Linked DNA regions of Homo sapiens: region 2 is linked to region 1. A link is a loop called in an ENCODE intact Hi-C map of the cell type or tissue named here. Cell type or tissue: endothelial cell of umbilical vein. All regions are shown on one strand. Links, peaks and the distances in the headings refer to the core of each region. The heading gives the core; the rest is flanking DNA. Region 1 has its middle 25 kb from the start of IL1B. Region 2 has its middle 30 kb from the start of NT5DC4.

The links. Peaks named below come from ENCODE experiments on the same cell type or tissue, not always from the same donor. Only the 100,000 strongest peaks of a DNase experiment are listed, where the experiment ranks them.
Region 2: a loop joins it to region 1, with 4 times the contacts of the local background. A loop is called at or near these places in 1 of 110 quality-filtered maps.

What each region holds. Positions count from the first base shown.
Region 1 is chr2:112,809,397-112,813,785 of GRCh38, forward strand. No RefSeq gene overlaps it. Among named protein-coding and RNA genes, the nearest start is that of IL1B, 25 kb to the right of the region's middle. RefSeq lists an enhancer at 2,217-3,416. In endothelial cell of umbilical vein, for the core only: no CTCF peak of the experiment used is centred there; DNase peaks (open chromatin) are centred at 2,725 and 3,445; H3K27ac peaks cover 2,455 bases.
Region 2 is chr2:112,688,616-112,693,004 of GRCh38, forward strand. No RefSeq gene overlaps it. Among named protein-coding and RNA genes, the nearest start is that of NT5DC4, 30 kb to the right of the region's middle. RefSeq lists a silencer at 2,499-2,685 and enhancers at 3,418-4,389, 4,036-4,275. In endothelial cell of umbilical vein, for the core only: a CTCF peak has its summit at 2,466 (motif pointing left); DNase peaks (open chromatin) are centred at 2,446, 2,686 and 4,076; H3K27ac peaks cover 1,854 bases.

The DNA of each region.
Region 1 (4,389 bases), core at 283-4,282:
TTATTGTTGTAAAATAGACATACAATAAACAGAGCACATATTTAAATTGTGCAACTTATACTTTGATATAACCCTGTGAAAACATCACCACAATCAAGATAGTGAATATATTTATCACCTCCTGATACAGTTTAGCTCTGTGTCCCCACCTAAGTCTCATGTTGAATTGTAATCCCCAATGCTGGGGGAGGGGCTTTGTGGGAGGTGATTGAATTGTGGGGGTGCACTTCCCCCTTGCTGTTCTTGAGATAGTGAATGAGCTCTCATGAGCTCCCCTTCACTCACTCTCTTTCCTGCTGCCATGTGAGGATGTGCTTGCCTCTTCTTTGCCCTTCTGCCATGATGTGTTTCCTGAGTCCTCCCTAACCATGCCTCCTGTACAGCTTGCAGAACTGTGAGTCAGTTAAATCTCTTTTCTTCATAAATTACCCAGTCTCAGGTGGCTCTTTATAGCAGTGTGACAAGGAACTAATATACCTCCTAAGTTACCTCAAGCTTCTTCTTAATTCCTTCTCCTCCCTTCCTTCATTGCCAAGCAAACAACCACCTGTTTTCTGTCACTATAGATTAGTTTACATTTTGTGGGTTTTTTTTTTTTTTGAGACAAGGTCTCACTCTGTTGCCCAGGATGGAGTGCAGTGGTGCGATCATAGCTCATTGCAGCCTTGAACTCCTAGTTTCAAGTGGTCCTCCCACTTCAGCCTCCTGAGTACCTGGGACTACAGGGGTACACCACCACAACTGGCTTAAAAAATTTTTTAAATAAAAATGGGGTCTTGTTATGTTTCTCAGGCTGGTCTCGAACTCCTCGCCTCAAGCAGCCCTCCCTCCTTGGCCTCCCAAATTGTTGGGATTACAGGCATGAGTCATGACTCCTGGCCTAGTTTACATTTTCTAGAGTTTTGTATAAATGGAAACATACAGAATGTATTTTTTTGCGGAGTGGGGGAGTGTTTCTATTTCTTTCTTTCTTTTTTCTTTTTTTTTTTTTTTTGAGACGGAGTCTCGCTCTGTCTGTTGCCCAGGCTGGAGTGCAGTGGTGCGATCTCGGCTCACCGCAAGCTCCACCTCCCGGGTTCAAGCAATTCTCCTGCCTCAGCCTCCTGAGTAGCTGGGACTACAGGCGCCCGCCACCACACCTGGCTAATTTTTTTTGTATTTTTGGTAGAGACGGGGTTTCACCATGTTAGCCAGGATGGTCTCGATCTCCTGACCTCGTGATCTGCCCGCTTCGGCCTCCCTAAGTGCTGGGATTACAGGCGTGAGCCACCGTGCCCGGCCCAAGTGTTTCTATTTCTTAACCAGCTTTCATGCAATCTTTTTTTATTTTACCATCTCTGTGATCCCACTCCCAAAGGTACTAGATGTCGATTGGTCCTTAGGATCAGCTACCATTTGCCCAACTGCTTTCCAGCCTTCCAAAAATTTTTTTCTTTTTTTCTTAAAGATACTCCTGTGTGAGGCTCAGAACTCTTGAATTGCTACTGCAAATATGAACTCGGTGATGTGAATGCCAGGGAATTGCCTGATTGATCAAAGAAATGTATCCCCTTCTCCCTCACTCTTGCTGTCTTCTCATTTGTTTTCCCCATCCTTGTGGATTCGTGAATTTAAATATCCCTTTAATGTTATAATATTTTAATGGCGTTTGGCGAAAAGTACAGAATTAGGTGCAAGAGTGCATAGCTGTTATTTTTTTTTTTGGCCTCTGAGACTGTTCATATATGCAAGTTATTTAACAGAAAGTTCTGCAGTGACCTGAGATGTCAGGGGGGTCTGATAGAGTACGTTTGAAGGCAGTTACTGGAAAAAAATAATGCCATTTCTGGTTTGTACTTCGGTAAGTTCAGATGACCCAATATATTGTTTACATGTGGCATTCAGTAAAAAAGTAGCTTCCCCTCCCTTTCTTCTTCCTTTTCTCCTTTCCTGCTTCTATAAAGCATCTGCTTTGGGAAACTTCTTAGGAGGAGAGCTTGCCAGCCCGTGGGTAATGGAGAGGTCTTGCAGAGATAAAAGAGATGCTCCCACTCAATGCAGGATGGTGTGGAGGTAAATGGGGATATGTCTGGCATCACTCAGGAATGGGCCTTCCTGGCAGGGAAGAGAAGGGAGGGGAAAGAGGAAGGGAGTCAAAGATGAATTGCTGAATACGGGGATTCCAGGGCCTGGAGCCAGGAAGAGAACTTTGGGAGGTGTGAACCTGGAGGGCATCAGCTGATGAGGAGCAGCCTGAAGTCCGGGGAGGACCTGTTTTTGGTGGCCAGGAAGAAAGTGCCTTCCACACACAGGGAGGCCACAAGGCTGATGGGCTGGGGGTTGGAAGGACAGCCCTAGGACAGGCTTGGGAAGCAGGCTCAGGTAGGGACTGTGAGGTTCTTGTTGAGTCTTTTTCATTCCTGGTCTTAGAAAATAGAATCCAAGGCCTCTTGAGAGTGGAAGGTGGGTTGGGAGGAGGGCAGATGGGGCTTAGGCCCAGGACACCCGTAGAGCTACTGCCCAGCTGTCTCTCAGGGACTCTGCTGAGGTCACTCCAAGGATCATTCTTAGCCTTGCTAGACAGTACTGACAGAGGGAACCGTAGTATCGCACCCACTTCCTTCTCTTTCAATGAAAGTTTAAAGGTCACCATTTCCTCTGGCAAAGGAAGTTCCACAAATATTCCATTTCCGGTCTTAGAAACAGCAAGGTATCAAGCAATTGCAAACTTCCTGTGCTGGGGAATTCCCAAGGAAGTAGGGGCAGAGTTCTGGTGGAGACAAAGTGAATTCCGAGTGATTAGTCAGTAGCAGTAGCAGTAGCAGTAGCAGTAGCAGTAGCAGTAGCAGTAGCAGCAGCAGAACCAGAATTTCCCCGCACGTGTCTCAGGCTCTCATTTGCCAACTCAGTCTCTAAGTATTTTTATTGGCAGGAAAAATAAAATAGCTATGAGTGAAATAATTCATTAGACCTGAGCCTCCATCAATTTTGTGTTTAAAGGCCTGACTCTCTTTACCTTTCCCTGGGATGGAAGATGCAAATGTTCCTGATGTCACTGTCAAAAAAGAAGAACCAGTGGGTATATTGTATGCTTGAGTTCCAGCCATTTGTCACAATAGATAGAGATGACTGCCATGTGTGTAGACTTTCTATAGACTGTGTGCTAAACCCGACCTGCCACTTCCAAGGAGTAGATGAGGAATGTCCATGGTTCTGGGGAGCCCTACCCCAATTTGGGGCAGACATTCCAAAGCTCATTTTCTGTGGAGGGGGTTGATGGTTAAAGGACGGCCTGGGAGTAACTCGTCTGTACTAGGGCCCAGGAGAGTTACATGCTGCTTCCCATGTTATTCATCATTCCCCCATGTGAATAGCTATGGCGTGAGGTCCAAGGTTAGGGCCTTTCTACCATAAATGGGGGAATAAAATTCCCCTACCAGCCTGAGAAGTTTCTGTTATAAAGAGGCCTTTTTTTTTGCGGGGGTGGGGGAGCAAGCCGACTAATGTGTTATTTCCATACGGTTTGTTTTAAAATGTAGACGTCATATGCAGGAGAGGTGGTGTAGTGAGTCACAACGGGATTAGAAGGACCAGTCCGAAAAGCAGAAGAGGGTCAAGTTCAGGGCACGGAGGACTACTGCATTCAGTGGCGTGAAAGGCAGATGGCTGAACAGGAGGGGGACATTACATTGCTTGTTCTCCTTGAGCCTCGATTTCCTCATCTAAAAAGAGGGTCATTTATTCACAGAACATTTATTAAACTTGTGCCAGGCACCGTGCCAGGAGCTGGACTAAAAATTAAATCCACCCCTGTGAGCTGCTCTGAAGGCTAAAATATGAAGTATGTAAAAGTAACCAAGTGCTGTACACATGCAGCTATTCAATGACTGTGTGGGCATTGCGGCAGATTTTAATTTTCTTTTTTATTTCTTTCTCTTTAGTGAGAGGTGTTGGTTGTTATTATTGTCGTCGCTGTAACTGTCTATTTCACTTGCTTTTTTGTTGCCTCCAGCCCATTCCAGGGCTGTCATCTAGGACACTTCTTATCACCTAAATAACCGGGGAGGCAAAGCGCTTTCTTAAGAGATGGATCCAGAAGAACAATGCTGGTTTTCTGTACAAAAAGGGGCTGTGGGAAGTAGAGATAAGAAGGGAATTGGCCAAGATGAATGTACAGAGCCTTATTTTTTTTATAACACAGCAAGATTAGATACAAAACAGGACAATAGCATCATCTGTTTTTATAACTGGAAAGGACCTCACTTTACAGGTGGGGAAGAATAGAGTGGAGAAGTGAAGAGAATGGTCACAGAGTCAATCAGCATGTCTGCGTCAAAGCTGGGATTCCCGATTCAGGGCTCTTACTACAGTGACGTATGGCTAATATTTTGGCATTGTTTCGGGGAAAAG
Region 2 (4,389 bases), core at 178-4,177, 120 kb before region 1:
TTTTTTTACAGTCAGGGTATGTTTCCACACACGCCTTTCCATGCCCTCTTCTCCCTGGGCCACCCTACCTTTCACCCCAGGCCCCAGTGATCAAGACAGGTGGGGACTGAGTTCATGGCTCCTGCCCTGGAGTGAAGAGGGAGTGAGTTGAGAGCAAAGGCCAGGGTCCCCCCCGGCCCCTCTCCCCACTGCCAGAGGAGAGTAGGGTCAGGCCAGAGCTCCAGGATTCTGCTGTTGGTGGGCTCTGACTACACAGTGGGGGGCACTCGCCGGAGGCATCGTCTGGAGGTGGAAAGTGGATCTGCCGACAGCCATCGTGGGTGTTCCGTCCTTGAGTCTGCTTTTCATGATGTTACTCATCTGTTTGCCTGTGGGGATGAACATCAAATTCCGAAAACAAAATGAAGCCAGTGGCCAGCCCACACCGCTGTGCCCTCCTGATGAAGATGCCCTGAGCTAGGCAGTTGGCCCGCCTCAGAGTGATGAAGGCAAGCTTGTTGTCACCCTCCTTTCCTGAGCCTGCCCAGGACCTGCAGGGAGAGTAGGCAGAGGAAGGCTACTTCACCCCCTCACCTGGACCTGGTCTCCTTTGATGCTGGCACAGAGGATGTGAGGAGTCTGATAGAGGCTGTCTGATTTTCTCTAGGGTCCTGAATATAAATGGACAACAACGGTGGTCATACTCTTCCATCATTCATTCATAAATACCCCCAAGCATACACACACAAGTAATTGTAACTGGGTGCACTGCTGCACACCTGAAGTCCCAGTTACTCTGGAGCCTGTAGTCCCAGTTACTCCAGAGTCTGTAGTTCCAGTTACTCTGGAGATTGAGGCAGGAGGATTGCTTAAGAACAGGAATTCACGTCCTAGATCCTGGGCAACATAGTGAGACCTCTGTGTAAACACACACACACACACACACACACACACACACATAAATATAACCTACATATCAAATTTTCACTCAAAACCTCCTCTTCTATTTATGTTTTTAAACCAGGCCAGGCAAGGTGGCTCACGCCTGTAATGCCAGCAACTCAGGAAGCTAAGGTGGGAGGATGGCTAGGAGTTTGAGACCTGCCTGGACAACATAGCAAGATCCTGTTCCTAAAAAAAGTTTTAAAAATTACCCGGGCATTGTGGTATGCACCTGTAGTCCCAGCTACTTGGGAGGCTGAGGTGGGAGGATCACTTGCGTCCAGGAGATTGAAGCTGCAGTGAATTTTGACCGTGACACTGCTCTCCAGCCTGGGCAACAGAGTGAGACCCTGTCTCTTAAAAAAAGAAAAGATATGCCAAATAAAAACTTTAAAAAAAGTCTGCAGTCCTGACAGCCCACCAAATTAAGATTCTCAGCTGACGTTAGCAGACTACCAGTTCCTCACCACCTGCTTCTTCCAAAGACTCTGCCTTTTGCCAGAATGCATATATTACTTTATCTTTTCTCTCATGTACACATTCTGATATATTTGTAGATGTATTACTTTTCTTTTAAAAATAATTATTTTAAACTTAAAAAATGTAAAGATAATACATGAATATGGTAAAAAAAAAATTCAAACAGCATGGAAAAATGTAAAATGAGAAGAAAAAGTCCTCCTCCCCATGGCATTCTCATTTCTCAGGGACAGCCACTGTGAACAGATTGGTGAGTATCTTTCCCAACATTCACAATGTCTGATATGCATGTTTGATGTCACCCCAATAAAACCGGGTGTCCATGCTCTTGCCTTAGCACAGTGACTGTGGAAAAGAAATACAAATCTGACCTCATGTTTGAACTAGTCTAGTTCTTTACTTAAGATCCCCGGAGGCCGGGCACAGTGGCTCATGCCTGTAATCCCAGCACTTTGGGAGGCCGAGGCGGGTGGATCGCGAGGTCAGGAGATCGAGACCATCCTGGCTAACACAGTGAAACCCCGTCTCTACTAAAAAATACAAAAAATTAGCTGGGCATGGTGGCGGGCGCCTGTAGTCCCGGCTACTCGGGAGGCTGAGGCAGGAGAATGGCGTGAGCCCAGGAGGTGGAGCTTGCAGTGAGCCGAGATTGCGCCACTGCCCTCCAGCCTGGGCGACAGAGTGAGACTCCATCTCAAAAAAAAAAAAAAAAAAAAAGATCCACGGAGAGTGCTAAGGACAGAGGCGCACAACACACATATATGTGTCTCAGGATTTGCAGCTGTAAGCAACGGCAATCACTGTTTTCTGTTAGACAATACTGGTGCTCATAGAATCTCTGGATAACTCACAGCTAGGAGGCTCTGCAGACGAGACCAACCCCCAGAATCATGTGGCAGATTGGTCTGGTTAGAATATGACCACAGACATAGGCACTGGTGGCTGCAGCTTGCAACACCACGACACCCACTCTGGGTCCTGGTTGCTGGCTGCGTGGACCGCTCCAACTGCCACCCAGGAGACTGGAGGTATTGCCACCACTGCCACCTCATGGACTGAGTGGGTTTTACAGAGTGCCTCATGTGACTAATTTCTTTTTCTTTCTTTTTTTGAGACAGGGTCTCGGCTCACTGTAGCCTCAACCTCCCAGGCTCAGGCAATCCTCCCACCTCAGCCTCCCAAGTAGCTGGGACCACAGGCACGCACCACCACGCCCAGCTAATTTTTGTATTTTACTGTGGAGACGGTTTCTCACCATGTTGCCCAGGCTCATGTGACTAATTTCTGATTCAGACACAGGGTGAGTACATTTGATTGGTGGAGTCACGAGTCCCAACCCTCCCTGCAAGGAAAACTGAGGACATGAGTCTCTGGCATTTTCAGCTTCTGCTGTGAAGGGAATTCTGCCTTCTGAAGACGGGGTTCCTTTAACAGACAGAGGATCAGACGCTGGGTGGCTCGAAAGAATGAAAATTGCCTTCTACAATACCACCCTACAAAGCTTCCTAAAAAAACTGTTTTTTCTCTGACCCCCAAGTGTCTTCCTCTCTCTTTCTCTTAGGTCCCCTCTCTCCTTGACTCTCCATCCTACCGTCTGCTTTTTCTACTGCCTTGTGGAGTTCCCTGATTCCTTAGAGGGTGGTGGGGAAACTGAACACTTCGGCTTTATATGTGTGCTCATATACATATGAGCAGGCCTAAAATATGTGTGCAGTTTTTACACAAGGGATGTCGTAGTCTGCCCAATGTTTGGCACCTTACTTTGAACAGCACAGATAAGGGATCACTCCATTTTCATACAGAGTGCTGCCTTATTATGTTAGATGGCTGAACAGTGAATGAACCATGATTTCTTCTTTTTTTTTTTTTTTTCCTGGAAGCATGCTAGATGGCTCACCATGATTTATTTAGTACATCTTCCCCTGATGGCCATTAGGTTGTTGGGAGCCTTTAGTAACTGAAACAGTACTGCACCCTGGTGCATGTGTATTACTCGTCTGTGTTAAGTAGGGATGTTGCTTAGCCCAGCTGGAGGAGAATTCTAGTTTTTAACACTCCTGGGTGTGAAGTCACAGTGGGCTGGATGGGCCTCCCAGCGCCTGCTTCCAGAGAAGTCTCTATATGCCTCGTGGGTGGATGTAGAACCTGGGAGTGAGGCTTGGCAGGAAATCTGCAGTGAGAAATGTCACAACCCAAACAGTAACTCATACACAGAGCTTCGCATGTCTCATTCCACAAGGATCAGCAGCTGGACCATTACCTGGAGCTATAGACTTGATGAAAGCCCCAGAAATGGCTAAGGCAGAGGAAGTGCCTGGGAGTTGTTTGGCAATTTGACACAATATCTTTTAGATATTTTTAAAGCCACTGAGCAAATCAAATCCTCAAGTTTAGGGATGGATTCAAAGGCCAGTCCTTTCACTATCGGACTGGAATGATTTTTAGTCATCTTACCTCTCAGCATTTACTCCTTTTCCCAGATGCAGCAGCCCCACCTCCTTCCAGGGAGTCACCTGTCCAGGTCAGGTGCCTCCTCAGGGGAAGCATCCCTCACCCGCCAGATTGCCAGGGCGTGTGACTCTATCTGGGCCAACCACATCCTCTCTCCTGGACTTTGACTGCTGCGAGGAGTGAGGCTAGAACCAGAGAAACCTAGCTGATGCTGACTCATGCTGGAGGTTCCTGCGGAGTGAGCATCAGAGCTCATGAGCTCATCTCCCTAGAAACCAGCATGCCTGAACTTGACCTCTGGCTTCTGCAGCCAGGCGGCAACTGTAACAACAGCAACTCCCTCCCTACTCCTCAGGGCCCATATCTGCCCAGCTTCTCCTGCCTTGGTCCAGTGTGGTCTGTACTCCTCCTGTGCTGTCCTCCCAGCCCCTCCACCATTCTGGCTTCCTGTTAGGTAGAGACCCCCTTGACCCATCCCATACCTCCCTCACTTCCATGCCCACCTGGGAGCTGCAACCAGAGCCAGCTAAAGCTCTG